Regions from separate parts of the Homo sapiens genome. Here region 1 is linked to region 2. The links are chromatin loops, found by intact Hi-C in ENCODE. Cell type or tissue: gastrocnemius medialis. All regions are shown on one strand. Each heading gives the region's core, and the rest is flanking DNA. Links, peaks and the distances in the headings are about the cores only.

Region 1 (5,377 bases), core at 254-5,253, 260 kb before region 2:
AACCCTGGCTTTGTCGTGGCAGCCTTGTGGAACCGTGCAATCATAGCGTACCATTTCTGTAATGAGAACCATTTCCCGAATATTAAGCTGGGCGCAGATCGCGTATCTTAACAGGGAAGAGAAGAATCTCTCAATTTTGTTAAATAAATATATTTAACAAGAGTTTAGGTATATAAACACATAGAGGCACACATGTCTATGAGTGTTTGTATGTATGTATATATACCTGTGTGGGGAAAACACTCTAGAAAGCAACATATCACAAAGTTAAACAACTTTACCCTTGGTGGCAGTTGTTTTCCCTTTATTTTCCATTTTCAAAATTGTCTAAAATAAAAGAAGCAAATATGGTCAAAACGAACTATCAGAAAGAGGATATTAAATTGAAAAACATTATAAATATGCTTTAGATTGTTTTTTGAGGGTGGTGTGTTAGATTCCTTGAGTTCCAATCCTGTTTTCCCCACAGAGTCCACCAATGCATGATCTTGGATTTCCCAGTGCCTCAGCTTCCCTAACTGAAACAGAGAAGGAATAACAGCCTCCAGTAATGTTCTAAAAGTTTAAAAGTTAGTTTTTATACTTATGAAATGTATCACTGAGCATTAAACATCGTTTATCCGCATATTAATAATTCATTAGGTTTTAACTATTACATTCCAAACCACCAATGCAGCACATTGAAATAATTAGGCTGATCATTAATGGAGAAGGATGGGGATAAATGGTGAGTGCATCTACAGCTTTTTTTTTTTTTCTTACGAAAACAGCAGAGGGTAACAATGTTGTGACAAGGAGGCCGTTGCTTCGATGAGATTACAATCTTTGACCTCAGAAACTGCTGGTGGACTGTGAGTCTGGAAGACGGACCTGGCTTCTCTCTGCGGCAGGGAAGGCTGGGGTCACAGCAGGCCGGCTGGAGTTCTCTGGGTCACCTGGGGCTGCCAGCTCAGCTCGGTGGCCTGGCTCACATCCCCGGGCACTGTCCCGTGAAGTCACAGGAGCTGTATGCCCAGCCACTCTCCCACCTTGACAATTCTTCCTTCCCATTATTGGTCCTGCTAAATCTGCGCTGAGGCTTCCTAAGAGAGAACAAGTCCCCCGGGTCATCCTCAGGCCCTTTCAGTCCCTGTGCTGGCTGCACACAACCTCCCAAGCCAGAGTTAATGCACCCAGGGCTGACAGATTCAGCAAATTACAAAGATAGGAGCCCAGTTAAATGTGAATTTCAGATACATAACCAATAGTGTTTTAGTATAAGGGACACACTTAAACTAAAAATAGCCACTGGGCTGTTTCTCTGAAATTCAATTTTAATTGGGTGTCCTGTATTCGATCTGGCAGCCCCTGTGCACCACAAATCCAAACACCCACTAAGAGGTGTATTTCAATAGCATTTCAGGCAAGTGGTTAGTAATGGAAGGCAAGGCCAGGCACCGTGGCTCACGCCTGTAATCCCAGCACTTTGGGAGGCTGAGGCGGGCGGATCACTTGAGGTCAGGAGTTTGAGACCAGCCTGGCCAACATGGTGAAACCCTGTCTCTAGTAAAAATACAAAAATCAGCCAGGCATGGTTGCGGGTGCCTGTAATCCCAGCTACTCAAGAGGCAGGAGAATCTCTTGAACTTGGGAGGCAGAATTTGCAGTGAGCTGAGATTTTGCCACTGCACTCCATCCTGGGTGACAGAGCAAGCCTCTGTCTCAAAAAAAAAAAAAAAAAAAAGAGAGAACTTAGAAGGGGGAATATGTCCACCTCCGAGGGAAGTTCAGATTTAATTTAAACCAGGTGTTGGCAAAGTATAACTCATAGTCCAAATCCAGCCCATGGCTTGTTTTTGTAAATGAAGTTTTATTGGAATGCCACCGTGCCCATTCATTTACAAAGTCTCTATGGCTGCTTCCATGCCACAATGGCAGTGCTGGGTAGTTGCATCTGAGACCACATGTGGCCCATGAACCTGAAAGATTTAATACCTGGCCCTTTACGGAAAAAGTGTGCAGACTTCTGATTTTTAAGGCATGGCTGACAGCTGCCCGGAGCCGGCTCTGGTCAGAGTAAGAATATTCAGGCCCTGGGATGCCCCTGATGTCCTGCGTCTCACAGCATTTTTGTTTGCATTTGACCCTAAGAGAGAAAAAGAACCTAATCTAAGCATCTAGGACTCCCAGGCTGGGAGCCGCAGATGGGTCATTGACCCTAGAAAGTGGGGTGGCTACATCAGGCAGACTGCTTTGCCTATTCAGGACAGTCATGCGGGAGTGACCTCGTGAAGATCTTCAGAGTCCAGGCCCCAGGCATTTACCATCTCACCAGAATGGCCATGTCATCCAAGAATGTTGCTAGCCTGCTCACCCCTGAGATGAATATTGTGGGGTAAGAAACCATCGTGCAAGGCAAGGTCCTGTCACCTAGCATTTGAATCCAGCTTAACCTCGTCAGAAACAGCAGCGGGTTGCACAGGGCAGACTATCACGAGGTGCTCCTTGTCCAGGCAAGGCTCCCTAGGGCACTTTACCAGAGCCAGATCACTTACTGGGATAAAGGGCATGAGTCACAGGACCGGGCACGTCACCTGCTGGGAGATGCATCCTCATTTGCTGTGCTACCCTCAGCAAAGGCCGATCTGTGTCTCCTCAACCTGAGGGTCAGGGGGATTATCTTTGCTTCTTCTCTGACCAAAAGGCCATATAAACATTATCTGAGGGGAAGCAAACCAGAGCTGCCTTTCACAGCATGGTCCTCCCAGGAGAGCCTTCAGGTTACGTAAGCAGCTCAGCTGACTGCAGCAGCTCAGCACCAGATTCTCTGGCCCAGGCTCATGGTCCATCTGCCAGGAAATAGAAGCTCTGTTGCATTGCCTGGAAGAGATGCCACAAGAGGGAAAGGGGCAGAGAGTTAAAAAAGTTTAAAGAGAACAAGTAAATGACATTACAAGAAATAATGCATGAGAGTAAGTTTCCAGCCTTAAATGCACTGAAGTCTACCCAAGGATGTCTTATGTGGCAGCCAGTGACTCAAAGTGGCTAGTGACTTCCTGGTGGTTACCTGGCCTCCCTTCCTGGGAGTCCACCTGTCTAAGCCAGAGTTCATGGCAGGGAACACTTTAGCCCCACGTTGCTTTGGGCAGGTTCTATGTGGGCCCAGAGATTCAAACGACACCTTTTCTCTTTAGTTGCCATCTTCAGGTGCACGATGGGACCATCGCAACCTGCAGAGGAAGGGATTCCCTCACTCTCTTACTCCCTAACCCATTCATTCACTTTTTAGTATTTTTCTCATTCACGTATTTAATATCCTACTGTGCTGCATATGGTTAGATTTAGTTCATTTCTCTAGGACTCAATGGTTTTTTAAAAATGTAAGCAACAAACCAACATCTTACCCAGAATCCCAATATGTCCAACAAATAAGAGGTAGGTGGTAACTTTCAGGCAGATACAACTTATTATTTATGTATTTCTGTGTGCATGTATTTGCATGTATTTGGAAATCTTCTCCCTGGGCTCCTTACTCCCTCCTCCCCTGCCACTTTTCAGATTGGGGGAAAGTGTCCTCATTATTTCAGCTGAATTTGCAGCCCTGAGCCCCAGGGATGGAAGGCGTGAGTCCAGCATTGTGAGACAGCAGTGCCGAGAGCCTTCTCTGAGTAAGGCAGGAAGCCTTCCCAATTCCAGTCTCCAAGTTTTATTCTTTCCTGAATCAAGGACAATGCCAGGCTTTTGGGCGTGGAGGCCCTCTCTACATGAATTCCCATATGAGGCTCTTCTATTTCAACAGCCTCCAAATTGGAATGTATTTTGAAGCCCCCCATACAGCCCCCTGTTGTCATTGACCCTAAATCTGCAGGCACAGGAAATTGGTCCACACCCTGCTCTGTACGGCTGCCCTGTAAGTATTTGAAGATGGTTCTCTCGTTCTCCTGAAGTCTTGGGTTTTCCCCTTCTGCTTCTCACCATCTTTTCTTTCCATGGCTTCTCATGTATGGTGGATTTTGAACTTTTCCTGGACATGCTCTTTGAACCTCCTTCAGTCTACTAGTGTCCTTAAGGCCTCGTGTTTGTAGCTAAACCTGGCACTTTGGATTTGGATTTTCTGTAATGGAGCTGAGGTGATCCAGACATCATGCTCAGGGCATCGTTAACCAGCAGGAGATGGCTCAGTCCCTAGCAGCTCTGCAGTCTGTGAAGGTGCCTAAGTTTTCTCACGTGCATGCCTCTCTCAGTCACATCTTTTTCACTCTGTACACATTTAAGTGTATGTCTGAACCCAAGTGCACATTTTTTAATGATCACTATTGAATGTCTTTCTCTACATTTATTCTTCGCTCCAGTTATCAAGATGTTTCTAGACTTTCCCTTGGTCATTGTACTGAGTTATGTCCCCCAAAAATACATGTTCCACCTTCAACTGTGTACCTGTGAATGTGACCTTATTTGGAAATAGGGTCTTTGTGGATGTCATCAAGTTAAGATGAGGTTATACCAGAACAGGGTGGGCCCTATTCCAATGACTGGTATCCTTATAAGAAGAGGGAAGTATGGGGCTGGGCGTGGTGGCTCATGCCTATAATCCCAGCACTTTGGGAGGCCGAGGTGAGTGGATCACGAGGTCAGGAGTTCAAGACCAGCCCGGCCAAGATGGTGAAACCCCGTCTCTTCTAAAAATACAAAAATTAGCTGGGCGTGGTGGTGGGCACCTGTAATCCCAGCTACTCGGGAGGCTGAGGCAGAGAATTGCTCGAACCCAGGAGGCGGAGCTTGCAGTGAGCCGAGAACATGCCACTGCACTCCAGCCTGGGCAACAGAGTGAGACTCCGTCTCAAAAAAATAAAAAATAAAAATAAGAGGGAAGTGTGGACACAGAGACAGAGACACTCAGGAGGTGTTGATACCACGTGATGACAGAGGCAGAAATTGGAGTGATGGAGCTGCCAGACAAGGAATGCCAAGGATTCCTGGCAGCCCCCAGACACCAGGAAGAGGCAGGAAAGGATCCTCCCCTAGAGCCTTCAGAGGGAGGTGGCCCTGCAGACACCTTGATTTCAGACTTCTGTCACCTGGAACTGTGGGAGCGTAAATTTCCGTTGCTTTGAGCTACCCCTTTGTGGTACTTTGTTACAACATCCAAGGAAACGAATACAGTCACATAGTACATTGGTCTTTCTTCCCAGTTTTGTGTCATCTATCAATTTCATTAATTTGACAGGTTTCCATGCATTTCCCATGGATGTCTGTGGGTTGGTCAACTCTGGAAGCCATTCTCCTGATAGGCTGGGACCCACGGGAACTGGTCTGTTGTGGCCACCCAGAAAATTAGCATTGAGAGCCATAGCTTTGCCTGCTGCTCTCTACTAAGAAAATGAAGCTTCTCACGTTT
Region 2 (5,377 bases), core at 50-5,049:
CCTGTTGAGACCGAAGCAACTGAGGGTTGTACAACACACTCAACTGCTTCTTGAGGCCACTGTAGTTTCCATGGGCAAAAGCAAACAGTCCTGAGCAAATCCCACATGACCTGTTCCATTCTTGACTCTTCTATTTACCTTTGTTTTTGAAGAAGCCCAGACACTAAGGCGACATTCTCATAAGTATGTCACTTTAGCTGAGGAGGAATAAACTACAGTGCTACAGCCAGGTGCCTGATTCAATCACAAAATTATTCAGACACCTGGGGCAATGCCCAGCTGGCAGGGCTACCTGTTTGTTTTTCTTTTCAGCTTGTATTTTGTATTGTTGCCAGCCTTGTGTTTTAGAAGCATTGAGGGCACTTAGCATTTATTTAGTCTTGGTTCCCACAGTCTTCCACCAGAAGCCCACCCCACGTGTAGGCGCGGGCGTTCAGGCGGGCTGCTGCTTGCTGGGAACCACGTTTCTCAGCCTGACTTGTTCTCTCTCTTCCTCTCCTAGAGGTTCAAAAGTCCATTTCCAGTATTTCCCATAGAAAAGTGCTCCTAATATCTGAAAGTATGCTATTTTAGGATGCAAGTAGATCTTTGTCCTTCCTGCTTGGTGGAGATGAATTGGGGCACTGTTCCTGAGCCAGTGGCCTCTGTGAACACTGGAACACTGCCTGGGTGTCCACCCTCATGTGGAGAAGCCATGGGGACAGCTGCAGAAGAGAGTACCCACCTGGGCAGGTGAGGTGACCAACGCTGGACAACATGCTTCCCCGTCCACTTGACTTCTTTGCATCTTGCACTGAGACACAGCCCTCCAAGGGAAGCAGCAGCAGTGAACTGCTTTGTGGCACGATGGCCTTCCATGGAGTCTGAGGAATTCTTCTGGAAGATAAGGGGCTGGAATTCCAATTCCCATTGGCACTACCCCATGCAGGTCTAATACCACTCATTGGGCGATAGTTCTTTGTATTTCAGTCTGACAATACCGTATACAATAGGCTGCTCGGGCTGCCATTCATCCGCCCTTGAAGGGGGAAATTCCTTGAGGTGCTTCAAAGGGAGTTTACACTGATAAATGAGCATTTCAGGAGGTGTGGGAAGAACGCCTGGTCCACGGGCGCCATTGTCAGCATTAGGTGAGTAAGGAGAGCGAAGGTGACATCTGCGGCAAAGTGTCCCAGCAACACACGGCAGGCAGGGACTGTTTTCCTCACCTGCCTTGGCATTGGCTGCAAAACTGAGGGACCCTAAACAGGTACAATTCCTGAGACTGTAAAGAGGGTCAGTGACCCGGTGACTGCCCTTACCCCTCCCACCCCGAGTCCAGGAAGACTGTGTCTCTCCAAATGCCCAGGTCAGCGTCTCCTCCTATTAAAGGGTCTGGAGGATCCTGGGAGGGCAGGATGGGGGGTGTGGTCTTATCAGCCCAGGAGCCTGGGCGCAGCTTTGAGGTCAACTTGTTGTGAGTCCTTGAGCCAGTCACATAACACCCTGGGCTGTAGGTTTGTCATCAGAAGAAGTGTGATGTCTTAGGGCCTTGCTGGTGTGACATTCTAGGATCCTAGGCGTTTGCTGTGTGTCAAATGCATGCATCACAACAGGACAAATGTAGGACCAACCCTTCTGCAAGGAGGCACTTAACACTCCATTTCAGGTGAGCTCTAATGGGAATTTCATTCCTAAAACCTTAGAAGCAAACATGTCTGTATTTCTGTTTGTTAAGTGCATTCTAAACCAATGGGCTGGCCAATGGGCATAAGAAGGCCATGATATCTCCCAACATTCTAGACACAAGAGAAGGTTTTGGAACCAAGTGGGCAGCTGGACCTTAGAGCCAGTGGCCCTTTGGAAGGATGCCAGCCTTCCTAGTTCCAAGGAAACCCATGTAACAGACTGCTGTTTGCAGGTACACATGTTAGAGATGAACACAGTGATCAGCCTAGGACTTTGGGTGTCTGGATCTCAAACCAGATTCTTGCTTGCCGAGTGTTTATCAGAGCGTGTCAATAACAATTTGAAATGAATGATTTTCTCCCACTGTCACATTCAATATTTACCTTTGGAGAAAAGCAGGGTCAGTTCTCTCCAAAAGGAAGCTTAGTTAGTACAATTGGGTATTTTACGGAAAGACGTCCTTAAACTGCACCCCTTAGAAAATGGTAAGGGACTTTAATAGGGAAATGCCCCCTTACCCAGTGTGGCAAGAAAGCACTTGCCACAATCATTTCAGTCATCAGTTCTAAGTGACTTCAGCATTTCCTCATGGCAAGAACAGCGGGCTTGTTGCACAACTGCACTTTTCCTCACCTCTCTTTGGGTTCCTGTTGATCTTTTTTTTTTTATTTTGTATTTTGGAGACGAGACAGTCTGTTCCAAGTTCTGAGTTGGGGACGGTAGCAATTCTCCATGACCAAAACACTCTGCAGCTGCGTCCTTTGGAGCAGGGAACACGAGCTGCTTTGTTGACCCCTCTTCACCCCAGAGGCGTGTCTTCTAGGTTCAGTCCAGGATGCAGCCTGCCAGTCATTGGTCAGGTCACAAATATGTGCAGCACACAGCAAGGTCCTCCCTGTGACCGGCCGGTGTGGCTGTGTGCTGTCTGTCACCCCAGCGCCCTGGACCTCAGTCTGCAGAGAAGCAGCTGTGACAAGCACAGAAAGGCAGGCACTGGTGCCTCCTGTCGAAGCCCCCAATGCACCAGCAGCCCTCGTGTTAATTTAAGAAGTTGACTGAACAATCTGGCACAGTCGCTGGAAACTGAAGAAGGTGGGAAGAGGCTAAGCAAAACCCTTGCTTAATTAAAAGCATATCTGCAAAAGGTCAGGCCTGGCAGGAGGATGACAAAGGCAGTCAGAATTTTAAAATCAAGTCATTCTCTCTTGCGAGATTTCTTCCAGACCCTGATGGATTAGGGATGCTGGGTTTTCTCTTCCAACAGAGCCTGCACAGCTGAGTCGGGGTGAGCCAAGTGTTAGTTCCTTCGCTGTTTTCAGAGAAGTAGGACTTCTTCCCCTAAGGTGACCCCACTCCAACCCCAGGGCAAGAAGGAGGTGACTCTTAGTAAGTGCCAGCCCTCGTTCCCTCTGGAAACCTGGGGTAGATGTGGAAAGCACGTGGTGAGCTCTGTGGGGGCCATGCGACTTTAGGATGCTGTGCCTTGGTTCAAGTGGCTTCTTTAAGAAATCACCAAAACTAGATTCCTGTTGCAGCTAACGGAATGGGGAAAGTGTGGGCTCAGCAAAGTGAATTCTTTGTACTGACTTGATAACCACCTTCACCTTTTTGAGGCCGGGCATGGTGCCCCACACCTATAATCCCAGCACTTTGGGAGGCCGAGGTGGGTGGATCACCTGAGGTCGGGAGTTTGAGACCAGCCTGTCCAACATGGTGAAACCCCATCTCTACTAAAAAAATACAAAAATTAGCTGGGTGTGGTGACACACATCTGTAATCCCAGCTACTCGGGAGGCTGAGGCAGGAGAATCGCTTGAACCCTGGAGGCGGAAGTTGCAGTGAGCTGAGATCGCACCACTGCACTCCAGCCTGGGTGACAGAGCGAGACTCCGTCTCAACAACAACAACAACAACAACAAATCACCAAGACTGGATTCCTGTTGCAGCTGATGGAATTAGGAAAGTGGGGGCTCAGAAAAGTGATTTTTTAGTACTGACTTGATAGCCAGCTTCACCTTTTTGAGAAAAGAACTCTAATTCCAGAAGACCTAACCAGCGCCAATGGGGAAATGGCAAGAGGGTAGATCCACAATAAGCAGAGCTTTCCCGCAGCCAGCTTTCCCGTATTCAGATAGGAAGCAGCAGGCAGCGTGTCAGCCTCTTCCTCCCCTGACATGCTGGGAGAGGGCATAGAAGCCCATCTCCTGAGGACATTGAAGAGGGGTCCTAACATGCGGGCAGGGGAAGGGGACTAGGTTAACATCTGCCTATGAGTTCAAATTCTTTGATTCTAGATTATCACACAACAGTCTTCAGAAAATGTCTATTCCTCAGAAGTTAGAAAACAGTTGTTTTGTACAAAATATACAATTGTATATTTTGTGTATTGTATATTTGTATTTTGTTACTTATTTGTGACATGTATTTATGAATGAGAATCCTTTTGTTAAAGCAAAAGCATTTGAACACTCTCTGCTGGTCTGAGAACTTCATATTTCTTCAGTAAATCATTATAATCTGAGCACACGGACAGCATCCTTGCTTCTGGCGCCAAGAAGTACAATCAACTGGTGGAGAGTGTTTCTTAAATGAAAGTGGTGTTTCCAGTTGGCAAAACAGATTATTTTTGCTATTAAAGAAATTGATTTCTTAACACATGTGATTAATTATGTCTGTAAAACAGAAAATCCATCAAAGACAAAATGTTTTTCCCTTCAGAAAACACTTACAAATTCTTACAATGTCATTGACTAAATATGACATTCTATTAATGGGCACCTTGTCTCCAAAGATACATCTGGGCTCATTCTCCACATTGTCTTCCCTAGGCTTTTGGGAGATTGATGACTGATGACAAAAACAGGGCAGCACTCGGTGACTTTCTGCTGGTTCTTGAGAATCCAAATGAAAGTCCTACCCTGAACCTGCTCTGCAAAGGGGACCCACATGAGGTAAATGACAAAAGATGATTCCGTTTCCACGGTGAAAGGGATCTTGCTAGACAGCCTGTTGGCTTTACCTTCCAAACATATTCAGAGTCCCAGCCCTTTCCCCTCATTTCCTGCTAATTCCCCAGCCCAAGCAGGGCCATTGCATGCACAGCTCCAACATGTGTGCAACGGTGCCCTTAGGATTGTAGGGTGCACAGTCAGCCTGGGGTGGCCTTGTGATACCCAGTGGTATGGTTTGGCTGTGTCCCTACCCAAATCTCATCTCGAGTTGTAGTTCCTATAATCCCCATGTGTCATGGTAGGGACCTGGTGGGAGGTAACTGAATCATGGGGGTGGTAGCTGCCATGCTCTTCTCATGATAGTGAGTAAGTTCTCAAGAGATCTGATGGTTTTATAAGGAGATTTTCTCCCACTTCACTCTGCCCTTCTTGCTGACGCCATGTGAAGAAGGATGTTAGCTTCCCCTTCCACCATGATTTTAAGCTTCCTGAGGCCTCCCCGGCCCTGCAGAAATGTGAGTCAATTAAACCTCTTTCTTTTATAAATTACCCAGTCTTGGGTATTTCTTCATAGCAGCATGAGAATGGACTAATAGACCCAGCATCTTCTACCTGGAGTATATTTTGTATTTTTCGTATGTTTTATTGCTTATTTGTCACATCCATTTCGGAATGAAAATCCTTTTGTTAAAGCAAAAAAAAAATTGAACACTCTCTGCTGGTCTTAGAACTTCATTGTGGTTGCCTCCCAACCAGGC

What was found. Peaks named below come from ENCODE experiments on the same cell type or tissue, not always from the same donor. Only the 100,000 strongest peaks of a DNase experiment are listed, where the experiment ranks them.
Region 1: a loop joins it to region 2, with 12 times the contacts of the local background. A loop is called at or near these places in 1 of 110 quality-filtered maps.

The regions. Positions count from the first base shown.
Region 1 is chr2:236,729,694-236,735,070 of GRCh38, forward strand. It overlaps LOC105373948 (a long non-coding RNA gene), which reads right to left. Exons shown (of 6, transcript XR_924022.2): 5 at 2,574-2,859; 6 at 1,830-2,125. Among named protein-coding and RNA genes, the nearest start is that of ACKR3, 160 kb to the left of the region's middle. In gastrocnemius medialis, for the core only: no CTCF peak of the experiment used is centred there; DNase peaks (open chromatin) are centred at 948, 2,508, 2,788 and 3,688; H3K27ac peaks cover 3,282 bases.
Region 2 is chr2:236,986,540-236,991,916 of GRCh38, forward strand. The region is part of intron 1 of COPS8-DT (COPS8 divergent transcript); the gene reads right to left. Among named protein-coding and RNA genes, the nearest start is that of COPS8-DT, 97 kb to the right of the region's middle. In gastrocnemius medialis, for the core only: no CTCF peak of the experiment used is centred there; DNase peaks (open chromatin) are centred at 2,492 and 3,032; H3K4me3 peaks cover 907 bases; H3K27ac peaks cover 3,284 bases.